Linked DNA regions of Mus musculus: region 2 is linked to region 1. The links are chromatin loops, found by intact Hi-C in ENCODE. Cell type or tissue: heart. All regions are shown on one strand. Links, peaks and the distances in the headings refer to the core of each region. The heading gives the core; the rest is flanking DNA.

The links. A loop is a pair of places that touch in the nucleus more often than their neighbours do. Peaks named below come from ENCODE experiments on the same cell type or tissue, not always from the same donor. Only the 100,000 strongest peaks of a DNase experiment are listed, where the experiment ranks them.
Region 2: it touches region 1 in a loop (2.1-fold over the local background); 1 of 42 quality-filtered maps calls a loop at or near these places.

Annotation. Positions count from the first base shown.
Region 1 is chr8:61,611,899-61,622,231 of GRCm38, reverse strand. All of the region lies in intron 10 of Palld (palladin, cytoskeletal associated protein), which reads left to right. It overlaps Gm35254 (a long non-coding RNA gene), which reads right to left and starts at 1,763. Exons shown (of 2, transcript XR_001778560.2): 1 at 1-1,763. In heart, for the core only: no CTCF peak of the experiment used is centred there; DNase peaks (open chromatin) are centred at 4,371 and 5,691; H3K27ac peaks cover 1,113 bases.
Region 2 is chr8:61,553,719-61,564,051 of GRCm38, reverse strand. All of the region lies in intron 10 of Palld (palladin, cytoskeletal associated protein), which reads left to right. Among named protein-coding and RNA genes, the nearest start is that of Gm35254, 62 kb to the left of the region's middle. In heart, for the core only: no CTCF peak of the experiment used is centred there; DNase peaks (open chromatin) are centred at 4,221 and 5,816; H3K27ac peaks cover 616 bases.

The sequences.
Region 1 (10,333 bases), core at 3,693-7,692:
CCTGCGTTGCCAAACTCTTCTCCCAGTCCTGTTCTGAAAGGGTGGCTTGGAATAAATGACAGGAATATAGCTAGAATTGCCTGTTTGTGTGTTTAAAGTCAAGCCTTTGGCTTAGCTCGCAAGGAAAAATATATTTAAAAGAAAGAAAGAAAGAAAGAAAGAAAGAAAGAAAGAAAGAAAGAAAGAAAGAAAGAAAGAAAGGAAGGAAGGAAGGAAGGAAAGAAAGAGAAAAAGAGAAAAAGAGAAAAAGAGAGAGAGAAAGAAAGAAAGAAAGAAAGAAAGAAAGAAAGAAAGAAAGAGAGAAAGAGAGAGAGAAAGAAAGAGAGAAAGAGAGAAAGAAAGAGAAAAAGCCAAAGATAGGATCAATGTTTCAAGCTGCAATCGGAGTTTTGTTTTGATCTCATGTCCTGCTGACCTTTTCAATGACCTCTCAGCAACCCCTCACTCAGAACCCCTCACTCAAAACCCCTCACTCAGAGCCCCTCACTCAGCAACCCCCACTCAGCAGCCCCACTCAGCAGCCCCATGCTCCTTACTCTGCATATTTCTGTATGACTCACACCTGAAGCAAATCTCTCAGGAAATTCTGCAATTGATTTGAGTTAGACAGGAAGTTTCCCTGTTCCCAATCTGGCTGTTTTTCTTGTGTTCTGTCCTCAAGGCAGGAGCTGGACCACTCCTGTGAAGGATGCCAGACAGAGTTTGAAGCTGCCTCATCTCTCACTGCTGGCCACTCCCTCACTGTAACTCACCACATAAGGAAATGCTGTGTGTCCTCCAACATACCCAGTGTCCGAATGCAGCCTTCATAGCGTGGCTTCTCCCACAAATGCCCTAACCACAAGTCTTTGGCTTTTCTGTTGATCCCGCCTTCAAGAAAAAGGAAGTCTGCTCTTCCAAAAACAATGTCTTTTAAAGAAACTCAAAGGATAGCTAAATGGGTAGTGGAAGATGGTGTTTCAGCTGAAATGCTGGCTTAGTGCTTCCAAATTTGCAGGTGTCTGTCATTCTTGGAACGGTCACGATAAGGTAGTCTTTTATTTTTATACAATCCTGTAGTCAGGAAAGCAAGTGTCTGGCTGGACCTGAAGCATCGCTCACCTCTCTCTGTCCTGTCACTGTCCTTGTCTGTCTGTAGACAGATACCAATGCAGGAACATTGGGAGGTATACTGCATTTCTTATGACTTGCCTATAGATAAGCGGCCCCTGTTAACTTTTAACGTTTTAGTTAGGGAGAGACATGACCACTCCTAGGGATGGTGGAGGAGATTTATGGTAGATATGAGGGAGAGCATGGCTAGAGGCATCTTGAAGGGTCCAGAGTGGAAATGATCCTGAGCTAGACAATGTGAGGAGTGGAGCCGGGGAAGAGAGGAGAGCAGAGACCAAGAGACCGAGAGGCTAAAGGTAAAGGGTAGACAAAACAAACAGCCGGCTAACCAAGGTGGCTGCATTATATAGGGAAGGACGGCAAGGGGAAAGCTCCTAGGCTTGAGAGTTTAGGGGAAAGACCTGGGTATGCCAACCATACCCTGTAACAAGTAAGGGCTGAGGGATGTTGGGAGAACATGGCATCCAGGTCTGCTTCGATATGATAAACAGACATCTCAGTTAGCCATTTGTTCCAGGTTTGAGAGGCCAGCAAACTCCAGGGATCAAGAGTTTCCTGCCCACAGGGAGTTGTAGCATCTATAGCCATGCTTGAATTTTACGTGGATTCTAAGCATAAGGGCTCTGGCACTCATGTTTGTAAAACAAGTACTCTTACCTGTCTTATCTACTCAGGCCACCAATTTTAACTTTTTATTTATATACTTATATATATTTATAAATATATTTCTATTGTATACTTATATTTAATATGTATATATGTATGTATATACATATGACTTTTTGTCCTAAGTATACTAAAGTAACTTGCTGTTTTCTATGATTCATTAAACCTTAAATAAACCAATTTATGTGTTAAAGGAAGAGAGGCAACAGGAAGAAAACATCTGTCCTTTTCATCTTCTGACATTGCCCATTGGAAAGATGCCCATACCTCTAGAACTGTTTCTGTTTGTTTCTTTTTTAGATAGGGTCTCACTATGTAGCCCTGGTTGGCCTGGAATTCACTATATAGATCAATCTGGCCTTGAACTCAGACTTCCTTCTGCCTTTGTCTCCTGAGTTCTGGGATTAAAAGTGTGTACCACCAGAAAAACAGCTCTGTCTGTCTGTCTGTCTGTCTGTCTGTGTCTCTCTCTATCTCCCTCTTTCCTTCCTTCTTTCTTTTCATTGAAAATAGGTTTCTTCTCTCATTCAAGACACCCCAACCACAGCCTTCCCTTCCTCCAGTTCTCCCAGTTCCTCACCACCGCTCCTTTCCCTCCGTTTCCCTTCAGACAAGGACAGGCCTCCAAGATGGCCACCATAGCTTTTATCAGAATCATGAAGTTGGCAGTGGTGTTAGGCATTCAAGTCCTGTAGCTTACTTATGGACTGTGTATCCTGTAACTCAGTGTTTTATGATAATCTTTGAACTCCTTAAGCAGTGAGTATCTTGTGATTATAGAAAGAATAAGCACATGTTAAATAATTGGAATCAGAACATCTATTTGATGGATGGGTTCTTGGGAGAACATGTGCAATAAATTTTGGATGTCTGACTCCTTTTATCCAATAAAGACTATGGCAACTTACCTTAAACATTGTATTCGTTTCCCAGAGGCAGAATGTTTAAATATATTCCCTACAGGTAGCCACTATAACTGTTTCCTGTGTTGCTTTCCAAAACCAGTCCATGAATTTATGACAGTTTGTGAAATGTGTCCAAGTGCGTATTCTGCCCTTGTACAGCGTACCACTGCGGGTATTTCCTAGGCAAAGCCAATGACACACATGTATTCTTACCTCTTAAGGAAATTAACAGAAAAAAAAATATTCTTTAGTCTCTAAACAAAACCCGTGGGATCTATTTGCCTCTTAATAGAAGCAGACTTCATATCTGTAACAGAGAGGAAAATATAAACCATTTGATTTTTTTTAATCCTTCTTTTTTAAAAAGGTACTTAGTAATTTGCCTGCTTCTGTTCTGTGTGTCCTTCTCATCACAGGGACCGCGGCAATCACCTCTGTATTGTCCCAGTTTTAGATAGCTTGCTCTTAAAGTGAACAGGGCTTCTCATTTGAAAACGGATTCCTTCCTTGACCTGTATACAAACCTATTCCAGGTGGATTAAAGAAGACGTAAAATGTTTGGCAATACAAATACATTCAATAAAGAACTTCCAATTATCATGAGGTGCTGTAAGAAGGGCAGAACAGAAAATATCCCACGTCATCAACACTGTCCACAATACAGAGAAAAAACAGAAACAAAAAATCAGGAAAATACCAGGAAAAACAGAAACAAAAATCAAAAACACCCACCTATCAATAAGAGTCAGTTATAAAAAAGAGAAAGAGACTGGGACTACCGCTTCACCAAAGAGGAAATTCAAATTGCCAATAAACATGAAAAGATGCTCAGCCTTATTCGTAATAACGAAAATATGCATTAAACCGGTAGAGATACCATTGCACACCCACCTCATTGGCAAAAACTGCAGTCTGACTACATGAAGGTCTGGCAAGGATGTGGAGAACAGGATATTTCGTACACTGCTTGTGGGAGTATAAATTGGTAAAGACCATACTGGAAAGCATTTCGACATCATTTGATAAACCGGGATGTTCGATGAACCCTGTGACCTAGAGATTTGACTCGTAAGCATCCCCTCTCAAAAGACACATGTGCAACCAGAGACATAGATGTGGGATACAGAAGGCAGCCCTGCTCAACTACAAACAGGCCAGGAGCTGGTCAGCCATAGACTGAGCAATGACATTGTAAGAGACTTGCTCAAGTCTGTGATATCCAACAAATAAAATATATGAACTAAGCTAGGCAGAACCACACAGATCTTCCAAGCATAATATAGAACAGGAGAACACACAATAATAGACACAAGAGGCTTCTGTTTATATAAAGTTTAAAAGAAGTAAGAGAGGAGCCGATGAATTTTCCTCAGAGTTATATATCAGGAAAGTGATGACGCCGAAACCCCAGTAGATGCTATCTCTCCTGGTCAGGATTGTGGTTACCCCAAGGCCTACAGAGCAGGCCCTCACAGGACACAGGGCAATGGTTATCACCTGAGTGTTTGCTTTATAATTCTTTGGTAAGTTGTAAATATTTTTAAAGCCATACAGATGGAAGTTTGCAATAATTATTAAAGAGATAAAGAGAAGCCTGCCCCTAAATTCCCCCAGCTAAAGCAGGCTGTCCAAGGACAGTTATAAAAGGGGTTGGCACTGCTTTCCCCTGTCACACCCAGTGGTGTCGGCAGAGGCTTCCTAAGGTCTTAGGTAAACCAGTTGTTCATGCCCTGCCAGACAAAAACAACCCCAGCCTCAGAAGTGGTCCTTTTGAACCAGTGAAGACTCACCTGACAGAGGTCAGGGGCAGGAGGGGTAGGTATTTCCCCGAGACTGGCATGGTCTTTGCTTACTGCTGTGTTCACAGTAGCCAAGCTAATCCAAGAGATCATATAAACACCGGCCGAAGCCATAGCCAATGCATACCCTGTGCATTTGCCATTTACAAGACATGCCTAACCAGTCATAAAATGCCTAACTACAAATTTTCTAGTAATGAGAAAAACAATCCCCCCCCCCCATTTAACAGTATACTAAACAGTGCTCTTGTAGATTCTCACATAGCAAGAGTTCACTGTTTCATGAACACAAACCAACATCTACCTGACCTAGGAAAGCACTTTGGGACTCACTTGGAGTGACAAAGAACTTCTTTATGCCCATTGAAAACTGTCCCAGGAATTTAAAAGATTTCCCTGTTGGCACTCCTGTGGGCTGTGACAGAGAGGGTTTCAAGGGCAGCTTCAGGACTTCATATTGTCTGAAAGCACCCCTGTTGACTTTGGCATGGTGAAAGGTCTTGGATGCAGAAAGGTATCCCAAGCCTGCTGTCAGCGGAACCTAATTTACACCCTGTGAAGACTGAGGGTGGCCTGTTGGGAGTTGTTTTTCCCATGGCCGAGGGATTCATGGGAATGCTGTTCGGGCATGTCTCAGGTGATATATGCTGTCATCTTTTTCTTTCCATTTACCATACAAAGCTTTTACAGTGGTAAACAGGCTGGACTTTCAGTGCAGGAACAATGAATGTGTGTTAATGACATTCAAATTGCTATCCTTTATAATCAGCCCCTAGGAAATGTCCCCATAGGTTTATGCCAGTGTTAGTATAAGCCGCACACCGGTGGGTGGCTTTATTGTCTATGTGCTATCTGATGATGTCCACGTTTCAAGTGGGTTTCTTTTAGACCTGACAGTCCAAAAAGACAGTGAGTAAAAGTCTTTCAGAACAATAGTTAGACTGTCAAGACAGGGTATGCATGATGGCTTTTATAAAGCATAGTGTAGCTTTAAAAAAAAAGAAAGGAAGAAAGAAAGAAAGAAAGAAAGAAAGAAAGAAAGAAAGAAAGAAAGAAAGAAAGAAAGAAAGAAAGAGTCACAGGTATAATTTGAGTCCCTTCTCATTGTAAAATTTTGTGGCTCTGGTAGTATGTGTTTCCTTCTCACAGTGACAACTAATGTAAGCGCCAGGCACACAAGCGTGTGTTCCCCTTAGCTGCAGCCCTGGTGACACTAGATAAGCAGCTGTTTCCTGAGTCTTATGACCATGCCTGGACTGTTATTAAGTAAGCATTATTGTAAGTTTCTGGTGGTTGTAGTCAGTAAGCATGGTCCACAGCCATGTAAACGACTAAAGGAAGCTATTCTTTGCACTGTGGGGGTTAACTATTCAGGACAGTGTTTGTTTCTCTATGTGGGTAGTGGATAGTTTCTCTATGTGGCTATGCACAGTTTCTCTATGAAGGCCAGAAGTCGTTCCTTTCATTTTAGTTCACCAAAAAAAACTTAGAAAGTATATTAGTCAGAAACTTAAAGTGAGAGAAGTTGAATTCACCCTGCTGAGCACTTAAAAGATTCCTCTTGACTGTGCCTGCAAGAGATTCCTTCCATTCCTGGTCCGGGGGTCACCTCTCTGGTGGGATGCCAAGCTGCCTCTTAGGTAAAAGAATGTGGGCTAGTTAGAAGCTTTGCTGGGGAGGAAGAGGGAGACCTCCACTCTGGCACTCATTGGAAGGAAACACAGAGATGAGAATGGGTAAAAATGGAAATATGTAGGGAATGTTCCCTTAGTTCCTTCCGCATTTTCTTAAGGCTGTGGGCCTGGAGCACTCTTCCCTGTCCTTGGTCTAATCCAATGCTTGAACTTGCCTGGATTTCCGTCGGGTGTCAAACCACTTCCCACAGTCCTAAGTGTGCAGTGTTCTTGCCCAACCTCGAGCCTCTCTGCCTAGTGTTTTCCAGATCTGGGATGCCCTTGCCCTTGCCCCCAGCTCCTGTCATACCTCAGACTCACCCACCCTTTCAAAGACCTCTGTGTGAACCTGGACACCTCTCTCCTCCTTGATACTCAGGCAATTGTGTTGACCCTGTTACTTTGGTTTTTGAGAAATTTGATCAATTGTTTGCTTGTCCTAAAGATTTTGTTGTTGTTGATGATGATGTCACTGTTTTCTATATTTGTATGTGAATGCCTGTCATAGATACCACCTGGATGCCAGAAGAAAAAAGTCAGACCTCCCTTAAACCAGAGTTACTGGAGGTTGTAAACCATCTGATATGGGGGCAGGGAACTGAACCTGGGTCTTCTGCAAGAGCAACAAGTGCTCCTGACCACAGAGCCTTTTGTCTAGCCCCTAGCCCTGTTTTTATATTCTCATAGATTATTCCACTCTGCACTTTATCATGAGAGGTTATGGTTTGCCACTGCTTCCCTAGCTTGTGAGGTCCTATCAAACAGTGATTTTGTTGTTGTTGTTGTTGTTTATTGTATTTGAAGCCCTTTCATCTGGACTCATAGCAACTACAGTATAATAGATGATCAATAAAGGTTAATGGCAAGCATGTTATCATCAAGTCTCCAACCATCTTTAGCATACACAATTAGAGACTAGTTGTTAGCGTTTTGTCTAAACTCCACCCCATAGTTACTTGGAAACAGTCAGGTATGCCAACTCACTATAAAAGGGGCTGCTTGCTCCCTCCTCATTCTCTTGTACTCTTGTTCCTCTCTTGCTCTCTTGCTTCTCTCTTGCTCTTGCTCTTGCTCTTGCTCTTGCTCTTGCTCTTCCCTTCCTGCTCCTGCCCTCTGCCCATTCCTGTCCTCTCTCTTTCTCTATGTGCTCATAGCCAGCCTCTACTCTTTTCTCCTTCTTCTTTCTTCTTCCTTCTTCTTCTTCTTCTTCTTCTTCTTCTTCTTCTTCTTCTTCTTCTTCTTCTTCTTCTTCTTCTTCCTTCTTCCTTCTTCCTTCTTCCTTCTTCCTTCTTCCTTCTTCCTTCTTCCTTCTTCCTCTTTCTCTTCTTCCTCTTCTTCCTCTCTCTCTCTCTTTCTCTCTCTCTCTCTCTCTGCCTTTTTCTGCCTCTACTACCCTCTTAACTCCTCTCCCCATACCCTTAATAAACTCTATTCTATACTGTACGGTCATGTGGCTGGTCCCTCATGGGGAAGGGATGCCTCAGCACGGACCTGCCAAGGCACCCCTCCCCCCCATACCCAACTACATCTCCATAGAACATATGCCCCCCCTCTTTATCTTTTTATAAACACATCACTGGTGACTTGATATCTTTTGCTCCAAAATTTCAGTAAAAAATTAATATGTGTGCTCTTTGTCCAACTGTATGCACTAGTCACTTAACATGAACGATCGTTGTCAAGCAGCAATTAGAGTATAAGAGTATTGTATGTGCCTATGTGTGAGGGTGCACTGTGTGGTGTGTGCAGTGTACATATGTTGCATGCATGGAAGTGTGCAGGTGCACATCCCTATCACTGAGGGTCTCTCTTTCTCTCTCTCTCTCTCTCTCTCTCTCTCTCTCTCTCTCTCTCTCTCTCTCTCTCTCTGCCTTATTCTATTTGAACAGGATCTCTCACTTACCAGAACATATTAGGTCCTGCTGGCTGCTAAGGACCTTCCAGTATTTACTTATCTGTAACTCCTAGTAATGTAGTTACAGACCTCCCCAGATTGGCTATTTGATACAGATACTACGGGTTCAAATTGAAGTTGCCATGCTTGCACAGAACACATTCTTACCCACAGAGCCATCTTCCAGATCATTCATATTTATGTATATATATATATATATATATATATATATATATATATATATATATATATACATACATACATCTCAAGACAATCCTATTTTCTTAGAGCTTATTATCTATTTCAATTAACAAAGGGGGGTGGGGTGCGCACATGTGTGTGTGTGTTTGTGTGTTTGTATATTGTATTAGGTCGTTACTTATTGGCTTCCCAGGATCTCAAGTCACTTGGGCAATTAGCTTCTCAGGGATTAGCTTGGTTAAGTTAATTGGTGTGGGAGGACCAGTCTTAATTGTAAGTGGAAGCATTTGCTGAACAGGGATCCTAGACTGTATAAAATGAGGAGAGCAAGCTGGGCTCTGGCATGCACTCATCTCTTTCTGTTTCCTGACTGCGGATGTGGTCCGACCAGCTACTTCCTGGTCTTGTTTCCCTGGTTACCCTGAAATGATGGACTGAACCTTAAATGGTGAGATAAAATGAACCCTTCTCATTTAATTTGCTTTTCTCACATCACAACATAGGAAAATATATGAATCATATGTTAATATGCACATTTTCACAGCAACGTTCACAGTTACATTTTTTTTCTTTCAATTGTGTACCTGAAACAATGCCTGGCATTAGTAGTCAAGGCTCTAGCTCACCACATATCTCCTCTCAGCACTCACAGTCAGTGAAGAACTTGCTGCCATCCAGACACAATGTAAGAAAACATCTCAGGAACTAAAGAAAGAGAGAGAAGGCCAGAAGAAGGGAAACAAATGTACGTACAAATTAGAACCTAACATGGCTCTTACAAGGCAGAGTGAGGACGCTGACCCAATTGAAGGTTTTGTAGAGACTTGAGAACAATACGAAACTCTGAATATCAGACTTTTGCAAACATTTGAATATCATGAATGACTCTATAGCAAGGTGACAATGGTATTCAATCGAATCTAATTAGACAACTATTTCAAGAAAAGAACTATTAAAGAGTTTTGAGAGCTCAAAGATCAGTTGAAACGCTAGAACATATCCCTTATATGTAATATAACACTGCCATATACCTCACTTAAGCCCATGAGAGCATCAGGATAACATATACTAGCTTCTGAGATAACTAGTGGTCTGGTTTTGAGCGGTGTTGAACACTGAGCTTTGAACAGCAGTGCCTTAGACAGACACAGAGTTTAGCATTGGCCTCAGCTAAGGACATTAAACATCAGCAGAATGAGAGCCTTTGAACCAGGAAATAAACAGGAAAAACAGGAAATGAGACACCACCTCCAAAGGCATCTCATTTCCCTAACCACAATATTATCCTATGTTGAAAATCCAATATTGGAAGTTTTTTGAGTCCATTTCTTTTGTTACTTCTGCTTACTCTCACGTACAGTACCATATTTCCATGTATCCGTAGTGACTTCAATTGTTTTATTATTTTACTGTAAGTGGCTGCTGTTCCTTGGAAAGTATGTTAATCCTCAGAGGCCTGTACTGAAGGTGGCTTCTTTTAGGATTGTGTTTGTCCTGCCAGACCTTCCCAAGTCTGACACAATTCTTTGCCGGGTTTTTTGTTTGTCTTTTTTTTTTTTTTTCTTTTGGTTATTCATTTATTTGTAACCATCCTAAGGCTGAATTTACATGTAAAATTATAGTTGTTTGTCTTAGAGTTTTCCTTGCTTCTCTGAGTATCAAGGTAACTTCCTTTATAACACACACACAGCCAGGCGATGGTGGCCCACACCTTTAATCCCAGCACTTGGGAGGCAGAGGCAGGCAGATTTCTGAGCTGGAGGCCAGCCTGGTGTACAGAGTGAGTTCCAGGACAGCCAGGGCTACACAGAGAAACCCTGTCCCCTGTCTCGAAAACACACACACACACACACACACACACACACACACACACACACCATGGATGGTTGGAGTGGCTTAAACGAAGGCTGCCTTTAAAAGAGGGTTGTCTTTACACCAAATACACCTCTTCTGAGGGCTCAAAGTCCTGTCCTCACCTAGCACCGCCCTCAAGTTTGTCTTGTATCTCTTGTTGCTGTTACTCATCAGCCCAGGGTCCTTCTGCTCTATTTAGATACAAATCAGGACTATGTCGATTGTTTC
Region 2 (10,333 bases), core at 3,511-7,510, 58 kb after region 1:
GTGGTATCAGCCCCTTCTTAGGGAGAAACCTCATTTATTATAACCGCTCTATCCAAGACACATTTGGATAGATTTTATTTACTGCTAAAAGTTGGATCTGCGTCCTGGGGGGAAAGGCTGGTCGCATCTGTCATTCTTTCATCTCACCCTTTGGCCTCTAAAAAATGTCAAGGTTAACTGATCAAAAGCTCCGGAAGAAAAGACACTTTAAATATATAGTTCCTTCCCAGGTCACAAGTATATTCATTCATGAGATTCACCTGCAGTTTCTGAGCCTGCCAAGTACATTGTTAAGGTTTTTGTTTTCTTTTACAACATCTTCCTTCTTCAGATTCCAGTTTGGACCCGGAGTCTGGTGACAGGGCAAAGCTTCTGTTCATACCACAGAACTTCTGGCTTGTCTCTCTTGGTTATTAACATTTAATCTAGTGACGGTTGACCTTCAATGGAAAATAGATTACCCCAAGTACACAGAGCCAACTGTGCATTCTTCTCACTGTTTACCCTTGCAACACTGAGACACACGGAAGATGTTGTTGGCAGTGTATTAATTATTCAGAGATGTTGTTCAATACATTCTTCAGAGATAGGCCCATATTCGTGGACATTTTGAGGAAAAAAAAATCTTGCTCTTATAATAATGTTTTCCTGAGTATGTAAAAGCATAAAGTTTTACTGAATTCTACCATAATTAATGATACAGTCTCTCAATAGACTTAAGGACAGCTGAGTAGCACCAATGAGACTCTACTGTATAATCTTCAATGATTGGCCCTGTTTGTTTGTTTGTTTGTTTGTTTGTTTGTTTGTTTGAATAGCTCAGAAGGACCCCTTATAGGTATTGAAGTAAAGAGCAACCCATATTTCTATCTCACAGATCATGAAGATATTCAAACCAGAAAGATGTAGTCAAAGTGACAGAGATCACCAACCAGTCCACAGACACATCTGCAGAGGATAGGCCTAGGTAGCTCATTATTGGGAATGCTAAAGTGGCTGGCTGGTGGTGATTTTGTAGCCACACCCAGCTTTTGCAAGAGCCACTCTAGTTTCTTCGAACATTGTTCTGTTCACTTCTTCTCTTGTTCTACAAGTATTCTGTTCAAAGAGGTGGGTGGGGAAGAGCACTACTAAGTGTACAGAGACTTACGCCCTGTCACATGCTGGTGACAGGACTCTTTTGATCTTACCACATTGAGCTTTGCATTATACTTTCAAAATCTGACCTCAGAACCTTTGTGCATCAGTCTCTTCCTACCTCTCCACATTTTGGGGATCTCCATGGTACAGCTGTATACAAATGATGTCTAGTCAGTAGAGAGTGAGCGTAATAAACTAATGCTGACTGGTGACGTCAAAACCAAAGGAAGAAACTGTGGAAGTGAATGAACATCTGATGAAAATAAAAATTATAGTTTTTAAAGTCCAGTCCATGAGACCTAGCTAGTTAAATACGTAGGTTGCCTTTAGGGCACAGCCAGGGTATGTATGTATGTGTGTGTGTATATAATATATATATATATCTGTTATGAGCACCACTGCCATGTAGATCTAGTGATACACAGACAGAGGAGAAAGGTTCTCTGGGGCTGAAGTGGTGTCGCATATGCTCAGCAGCAGAGAAAATGACCCTTTGACTTGGGGCATCATATCACAACAGTTCTGAGACAGCTCTCTCCACTGTTTTCCAGTATGTGAACTTAGCTTAAGTTGGTCCTCATTTTTAAAGTGAAGATTACAAATTGGCCCATCTCCTACCATTTTTATAAAAATCAGATGAGCTTATAGAACTAAAGAACTTAATACTGATGTTTGGTACATAGTTAACACGCATTAAGGCTATTCCTAGTAGTTAACTATTGTTAGTACTCAGTATTGGCTACATGACTATTGGTAATCGTAGTAATAATAGTAATAATATCTGTGGTTGATTAAATTCCTCCAAGGAGTACCCTCCCCACACCCAGGTAACTTCAAACACAGGGAGTTAATAAGTAAATCTCTTCTTTGGTTTCCAGGGTTCTTAGTTACTAAGACAACAGCACAGTATCACCTCATGTGGTGCAAAATTCTTTGAGACAGAAACTTCTGGGATTTTGAGGGGACTTTCCTTAACCCAGCATTGAGGGAAAGAGAAATTACTCAAGCTCTTATGGGTCAGCCAGTCCTCGAAGGTCTGAGTTTCCAGGTTCATCTTTCTTACATTTTTACCTTCAATAGTAAATTCCAGAAGAAACCAGAGGAGTACCATCAAAAGAACCATTTCTAACGCCACTGTAAGCTGACATAAAGATCAGGACTCCTGAAACAGAATGTCCTGAGTCTTCCCCTCATGCCATCTTGAAAGTGTTTCAAGGCAGCCAGTGATTACACAACTGAGTATCGAGCCAATCTGGAAACTTCCGAGAGAAGTGATCAAGATTCATGTAGAATAGGAAGTGGTAGAGGACAGAGACAGTGTCACTCAGGGAAGGTTCAAGTGCCTCCAGACTGGGACACTGTCAGGAACATCGTGAAAATCCCTTGCAAGTATTTCTGAGTAGGGAAAGTGAAATCACAGATCCCTAGCAGTGTGCACGGTATACTGCTAGTACACAATATACAGTATGTGGTTGTCTCTGACATTGCCTTAGCCTGGGAAATCCCCAAGTGTAATGAACCCGATGAGGGCGCCATCATGGGGGAAGAGCGCTGACTAATTCTCTCCCACATCTGGTGGGGAGCAAGGTTCTAACAAAAAATTACATATATATTAGGAATATATCCATGTGTGTGATGTGTGTATGTGTATATATACACATATATATAATGACTATATACCTATTGTTATAAAAGAGGATTCCTGTCAATCCTCTTTCCCTCCCTTACCACCCTAATTTTGGGAGAGATCGTAAACTTGGGGTCTCTTAAACTCCTTAGAAGAAACAAGATAGAAACAACAGATTCTATTCCCATCCTTCATTGTCTTGTTTCTGAAGCTGCATTTTCGGGCAAGGAAGGACAGAGGTCCAGACGCAGCCATTTCTGCAAGGACCATCACAAAATGAAAAACGGCAGACATCCTATTCTGACATGAACACCCAGTGCCATAGACAAAGTCAGCCTGGCAGAGTCCAAGGAGCCAGCAATAGACACAGCGCAGAGCTGCCCATGATGTCCACTCGGGCTGGGCCTGAGCCAGTGCTGGAGAGACTGAGTTGAAGCACCATGGCCCAGAGGTGTCAGGGATGATATCTGAACTGCACAGAGTATCCTTCATCTCACACGTTCGAGGAGATGCTCAAGGGAGAAGACCTCTCAGACCTTCACCATGAGCCAGTGGGGAACCTGTAAATACAAGAACTGGTGTGAGTTCAAGTAATAGAGAACTGGGTGGTCCCTGGAGGCCATATCCATTCTCTGGGGCCCTGAAAGTTCTCTCTATAAAAGTCAGTTGACTTGTGAGTTGAAGTTTAGATCAGAGAGCAGGCAGTACATGCAGACTGCAGCCAAAGCCTCAGACTAAGCGACTTCCAACCCTCAATTAATGAGAACCAGGGCCCCTCCACACAGCTTCTTGAAAGGAGCAGGGGTGTTTGCCCACTAAGGGGATCAGCATGAAGCAGCCACAGCATAAGTCCCAAGACCACACCCATGTCTTAGCCAAGTGCCAGAATAAGAATGTAACCTTCAAAGCTCCAGGAAGAGTTTGCCCTCTGACACTTGAAACAGGCAAGCTTAGTGAAGGGCAAACAGGGCTGAGGGTATCCTAATCCCCAGGGAAGAGTCATCTTGTCAGGACAGACCATTTGGGGGGACACATGGGAGCAAGCCCTCCCCGGCCAGGCTGGTAAAAACATTACCTTCTCCTCAACACTATTTTAGAAGGCAAGTCAAACATTAATTTGCAGTGTCTCTGTCTTGGCAGACATTTAAAAGGGCAGGAAAGGCTCCCATTAAAAGACAGCTCCCCCACCATCTTCCTGCTGGGAAAGAAACAGGGTTGTCTTTCTGGGAACACTACCTCAGAAATAAGAGACCCTGCGAGACCCTCAAGAAGCAAATGGGGCGCAGGCAGTAGGTAGCACGCTCTCCCTGTTGCTTCTTTGTCCCCTGCCAAATCTGGAAAAAAAATCCATACAAGCAAAACTGTAGGTGAAACAGAGCCTGGCCCAACTGGAGCCACCACTTCTACTACCAAGCTTCCTGCTCTAACGTGCCAAACACTAAGTCCTACAGCCAAGCTGCTGCCTTACTGGTCAGAGTTATCCTACCAGGCACAGATGGAGCAGAGAGAGAAACAGTCTCAGGAAAATGTCACCTTACAGAACTAGCAGCCATGTCAGCGGAGCCCCCATCCATGCCCCACAGGAAGCCAGAGCCCGTGACAACCGGATAGGGAGGCATCAGGCTGGCCAGGCTCAAACAGCTGCCTTTCCTCTTGCTGCAGCATGGATTGGGAAGTTTGTCCTGATTATTCAAACAGAAAACGCTTGTCCAGGATTTCCGAGTTTAACTTCTTCCCCATAAATGATTCATCCCTTATTGATTTTCTTCAATAAATGTTGTTTTTTCTCTCTCCCTCTTTCTCTCTCTCTGTATGTGTGTGTGTGTGTGTCTGTGTGCACACATGTATATGTGTGAATATTTTTGTGTCTGTGTGTGTGTTTAAAGGATCTGGGGTCCCCCCTATTAGGCTGTGCTGGCTGGCCATGGAACCCCAGGGAACCTGTCTCCTCCCCTGTAGTATCAGGGTTCCAAGTTTGTGACACTCTGGTTAACTTTGTACATAGTTCTGGGGATGAATACCGGGTCTTCTTGTTTGTACAGCAAACTCTTTACAGTCTAAGCTCTCTTCCTAGCCATTTGAAAGCATTTTAACCGTAGTTTTTTTATACGCACATGATTTTTAAAATTCAAACAGCATATAAAATTATAAACTGTAAATATAAAATGTTTCCGCCTGCAGTTCACTTTAGTCTTACTTTCCAGAGATGAACTCTTTCAACAACTCCGAACATGATTGTTTCTTTATTCAGAGTACGCACATCTCCATCGATTGAGGCATCAGCCTTGGGCACTGCTACTAGGTTACCTTTCAGTATTCTCACTAACAGCATATTCATGTCTCATCTTTGTCACCAACGAGCTGATAACTTTGTCAAGTTAGCTATGTTTTCATTTCCATATCTAGAATAAGGAAGTGGGTTCTGGGGACCATTGAGGTCACTTTTTTTTAAGCTGGAAAAAAGAAAAGAGAAGGAGCAAGAGGAAAATCATCTGTATATGAAATGTAGAGAAGAAACTGTTCTGAGAGTTCTGAGGATTTAGATAGTAAAAGTGATAAACTTCGATCCTCCTTGTCTTCTGCCTGTGGCCTGACCCTTGGCTTCTTTCCATGTGCTTGGCTTCCTTTCTGCGTAGAGACTCCTCCACAGCACGTTCTTTATTACTATCAGTCTTCAGCTCAGTGCAGGCAGCAGGGTTGCATCTCAGCCGTCCTCTTCATCAGTGCTTTTGAGCCCCAGTTGAGGTCATAGCTGCTCCTGGTTAGGGGCATGCTACTGTATCTTTAAGATCTTTGGTGCTATGGACACACAGAGGAACGATGTCCTCTTTCTATTGAGGGACCAACATTGTTATTTCCTGATTCAGAGATAGAAGGAGAAATGGGCCCCGGAAGGAAAAAAGAGTCACTTAGAGACAACTAAAGTCTTCAGCAAGCCCAAAAAGATCCCTGAGTCACTTCTCAAAGCAAGTACAAACACAATATGTTTTTGACCGATAACCAAATAAAATGGAAAATGGGCACCGGTACAGCCTGCCACTGCTTGGAACACGATGGAGTGCCTCACAGACGCCAAATTAGGAACTCTGTTGCCAGGTTCACAAACACACTACTTTGGGAATGGAAGTTTCTTATTTTGGACACTAGAAAGCCAAACTGTAACTACCGTTGTTACCAAAAATACCAACGTACATACTTACATTGCATTTTCATGAATATATAAATTCCTATCCTTATTATAGGACATAATTTCCTTTTTCCTACATTTCTTATCAAAGTATGTCTCTACACGGGGATTTAATGACATTTGAGTCTAAACCACTGTCATGATAAGGAAGTCAAAAAGAACACAGACCTGGCCCTGGGAGACCTGCCTGCTGGATGGGGCATGCCACTGATGGCCCTCTTGACTGTGCCCTGGGGCAGCTGGCAGAAGGGAAAAAGAACATGGGGACAGTGTTGGGTGAGGCTGCAAGGAGGCAGGGCTTTGAAAATGGGCACCAAAGACTAAAGGCCACCTCAGTAGGTTGAGAGAAGCAGGCAGAGGCAAGACTCCACAAAGAGAAATGCACAAGAAAGGCCAGGAAAGGAGGGGCAGGGAAGAGACTAATTTGGGAGACTGAAAAGAGTGTAGCCACAAATTATTTATACCGGCTTTTTAGGACTCTTTGGCATCGACTGTCAGATGCTGTTAGGAGAAATTAGATTAAGGTGAAAGAGACTCATGCTATGTTAGAAGTTATGTGGAAGTGGGACCCAGAAGTGCCTTCCAAGTCAGAGGTTAGGGAGTGAGGGAGAGGCAGGGTCCATACAAACAAGAGCTTGAAGAAAGTCCATGTCCCACCCATGGTCTTTGTTCATATGCATCCCAGTACAGCTGTGGATGCAGCCCAACCTGTTTGTGGCTTGTTGCAGTGTTAGGAAACCCCTTAAATCTTGAAAAGATACCCAGGTTTAGAGAGCACAGGAAAGAACAGGGGGAGGGAGTGTAAAAAGCCAGGTTTAGAAACAGAAAGCTAAAGATGGTTGTGTTGGTGACCCCAGGAGACAAGTGTGCATCAAGGAAGGGTGGGTGAGTCACTTACCACAGATAGACCAGAAAGACAGTGGGACCACAAGACTGCCAAGGGACATAGCATGACCTTTCTATGTAGCACAACCACATACATGAACTTCTGAAAGATTTACCAAATCAGGGTTGTGATGTGAAGAGGGGTGAAAATTACTAAAGAATGGTGGCTACTGAGCCACTTGGATACTGCTAAGTCACAGAGTCCTTCCAGTGGCAAGCATCACAGCCGAGCTTAGACCCCAAACCCAAGGAGTAGGCAGCCTAGAAGCAGGGAACACTGACTTGGCTTTTGTGTTGAATTTAGGGTTAGATAAGGCTCTGCTGTGATGCTCTCCTTTGAAGGATTCTGCCCCTTCTTAAAGCATTTGCTCGTGTGTGTGTGTGTGTGTGTGTGTGTGTGTGTGTGTGTGTGTGTGTGTGTAAAAGAGAGAGAGAGAGAGAGACTCCTTGAGTGTGTGTGTTATACATCCTAATAAATGCCAAACTTGGACTGGTTTCCTCAGTTGTTCGCTTCCAATGAGTTTCTTTAAAGTGACTAAATCCTAAAGGACTGATCAGGCCAGGTTATAGAATATCAAAGTTTACTAGGATCCCGTCTTACATTATGCATTTCCACCTTAAATTTTTAAAAAATTGGCCCCAGCAAGGACAAGCAAACTCGTCAAGAACATAAATGCCCACCACCTCGCCAGAGTGAAAGTACTGGAGCACCTCTCTTCTCCTCACTCCGCTGGCTCTGGGTTCTTGTAAATATGTGTGTGGTGATGGCCTCACCTCTAAGATTGCTTCTGTAGAAAAAGGCAGCTGTGTGTGACTAAGTGCCATTCAGCTCAGTGGAACAGGTCCACGTGGAGACTTTAATTAAATTCAGCAAATATTTATTTAGTAGTTGGTCTGTGAGTAGTGGCGAAGGCACTGCGGAGAAGATGTTTCAAAGGGAGCCTAGAGAAGTGGGAGAATTGGTGTTTTGTAAAGACGTTCGAGTGAGCAAGTAATGATGATTTGTTTTGAGAACATGTGACCCTTGGCCCCCAGTAGTAAGCCATTCTTACAAACACTGACAGCACATCACTGTTCTAGATCTACTCAGAGGAGCTGAAATGGAAATCACGGAAGACACAGTAGAAGCTTCTACAATGGAAAACTCAAGAACTATTAACCATCCCCAAACCTTAAAATATGCCAAGTTCTTTGTTTTGTTGTCAGATGGCAAGTTAATTATGCTCCCTCCCACCCCAGTTCTTCAAAAATGCTTGGAAATTTTATGCTGAAGATCTGAGAGGTTCTCCACATGTGTCTCACAGGGGGTTTTCTTTGGTGTTCCAATGAGACATGAGATCACTGATTCTGCCCCAAGCATTGACCAAAAAGGTTAGCAAACAGACTTGTTCAAAAGCGTACTTTGCCTATGTTATGAGTTAATAGCATGCAGTTCCAATTGGGAACAGTTCATGCTCCTTTAATGTCCACTAAATTAGCATAGTTTTTATAAGAATCAACAGCTAATATCTTCCTGCTGCTCTCACCAGCCTTTGAAGCAGGAGAAATGAAAATCATGTCAGGCATTTCACTGTGATGCCTGCCTCCTTACATTCCTCCCACAAAGAGGCTGAGCACCAGTGTTCCACGGGGTTTGATTCATCAGGCATCCTAGGACCGCCGGCATCATCAAAGCCCATCCGCATCTCGTATAGTCTGCCTGGTTACAAACCCTGATCCCTTGGTGAGGGAGGTAAATGTATTGGAGCCGACTAAGAACCCTTCCCTGAGTCCAACTGGCCACTCCCTCCTGTGGAGAGTTGAAACTGCCCAGATCTAGATGAAAACTGTCTGTCTCCTGGGAGCCTGCTGCAGGATTCAGCTTTGATGAGCAGTTTCATCCATACTGATGGGCTACAGTTCCCTGACCTCTTGGTCCTTATTCCTTTTGTTACAGGAGAGTTGAAGCTATGCTTAGAGTTTCCCAGAAGTGCCCAAGAGGATTGTGAATTGGGCAGTAATTGCGCTCCCCACCCCACCCCTCTCATATCAGTGAATGACTTTAAATAGAGATGAACGTTATGAATTGAGACACAAGGCTACTGTCTTTATGCTGTGAAGCCAAACGTGCTTCTTATTTTAAGTACAAGGGAGAAAACTCTAAAAGTAACTCAAGCTGTGTGCTGAGCTCGGCCAGGCCACTTCTCCCTTGAGCCATCCTGTGTAAGTTAACTGTGCTCAGCTCTGGCCCTGTCTGGAGTCAACAAAATTTACAAAAATCTCAGAATGAATTAAAGATCAAAGAATGGGTCATTGTAGTCTCTACAAATGCTGTTTGGCAAACACGTTAAACACACATACTCATTCCCAAGAAGAGGTCATTTTTAACTTCATTTTACCATTCTCTTATGTGTGGTATGTTGTACAAAGCCCATGTCTTTATCCCTATTCTTTCTCCCCTTCTTAGGAAAATGTATTTAAATTCATAATTATCTTCAAACTCATAACCCCCTTAAGGCCAAGTAATATGATCTCGTTTGGCTTATTATTTTTCTTGTTCTTTGTGAAATTTATTTGTAAGTTAAATTATTTGTAAGTTAACATACAAACTGATGGGTTTCATTATAGAATTTTCATACATATATGTGGTTGTATTTGTGACTTACATATTAATTGTGTAAATGAAGTTTCCCAAGATTGCGATTTTTGTACCTTTTACACTCAGCAATGATGAGGCAGTGCTATGGAAACCGAGCTGCTGTGGGTATAGCTCTCAGGGAGGATACCCATGATAGAAAGCCATAGACTGGGGAATCTGTAATTTAAACAAAAGGATGATTAGTGAGACACTAGCATTGAGAAGTTACAGAAGAATTTTAATCGAAACTGAATAGAGGCCTCCGTGGTTTTATATTGCATCTAGTTATAATATTTGGTAATACATGTTATGTAAATAATACTATGTAGAATTACTTATTCAGAATTAATATATTCACCTCTCTCACCTCGGATCCTGACCTGATTTCCATCAGAGGGGGAAAATGAGTAAATTTTGGGAATACTCAGGGCTCTGATTCAAAACTTTGTCTTTCCTGTAAAATTGGCAAAAATTCTCCACTCCAGTCCAAGACCCTCTTCCTTGTGCCTCATGAGCTCAGAGGAGCTGAAGCCAGAAATGTCCATTGTCATCCGTGACGGTGATGGACATCTGCTGCAGTCCCTGGCTGGATGTCAAGGGAGGATGGACACCACACTCCTTACATTCACAGTGTTCACACCTAGCAGGAGCAGAGGAGCTTACAGCTCTAAGAATGATGCTCAGTGGTTCTTTGTCTTGCAATGACCTCTGGGTTATGCAATCAAAAGTGAAAGAAAATGTGTAAGAAACATTATTTATTCTTAAATCACACATGGTTTCCACCCCTGTGGTCTAAAGGCTTTCTCCTAGCCATTATGAATACTCCATCTTTCTCAGTATGAACGGGGACAGATTCTCACTACCCAGACACTGTTCC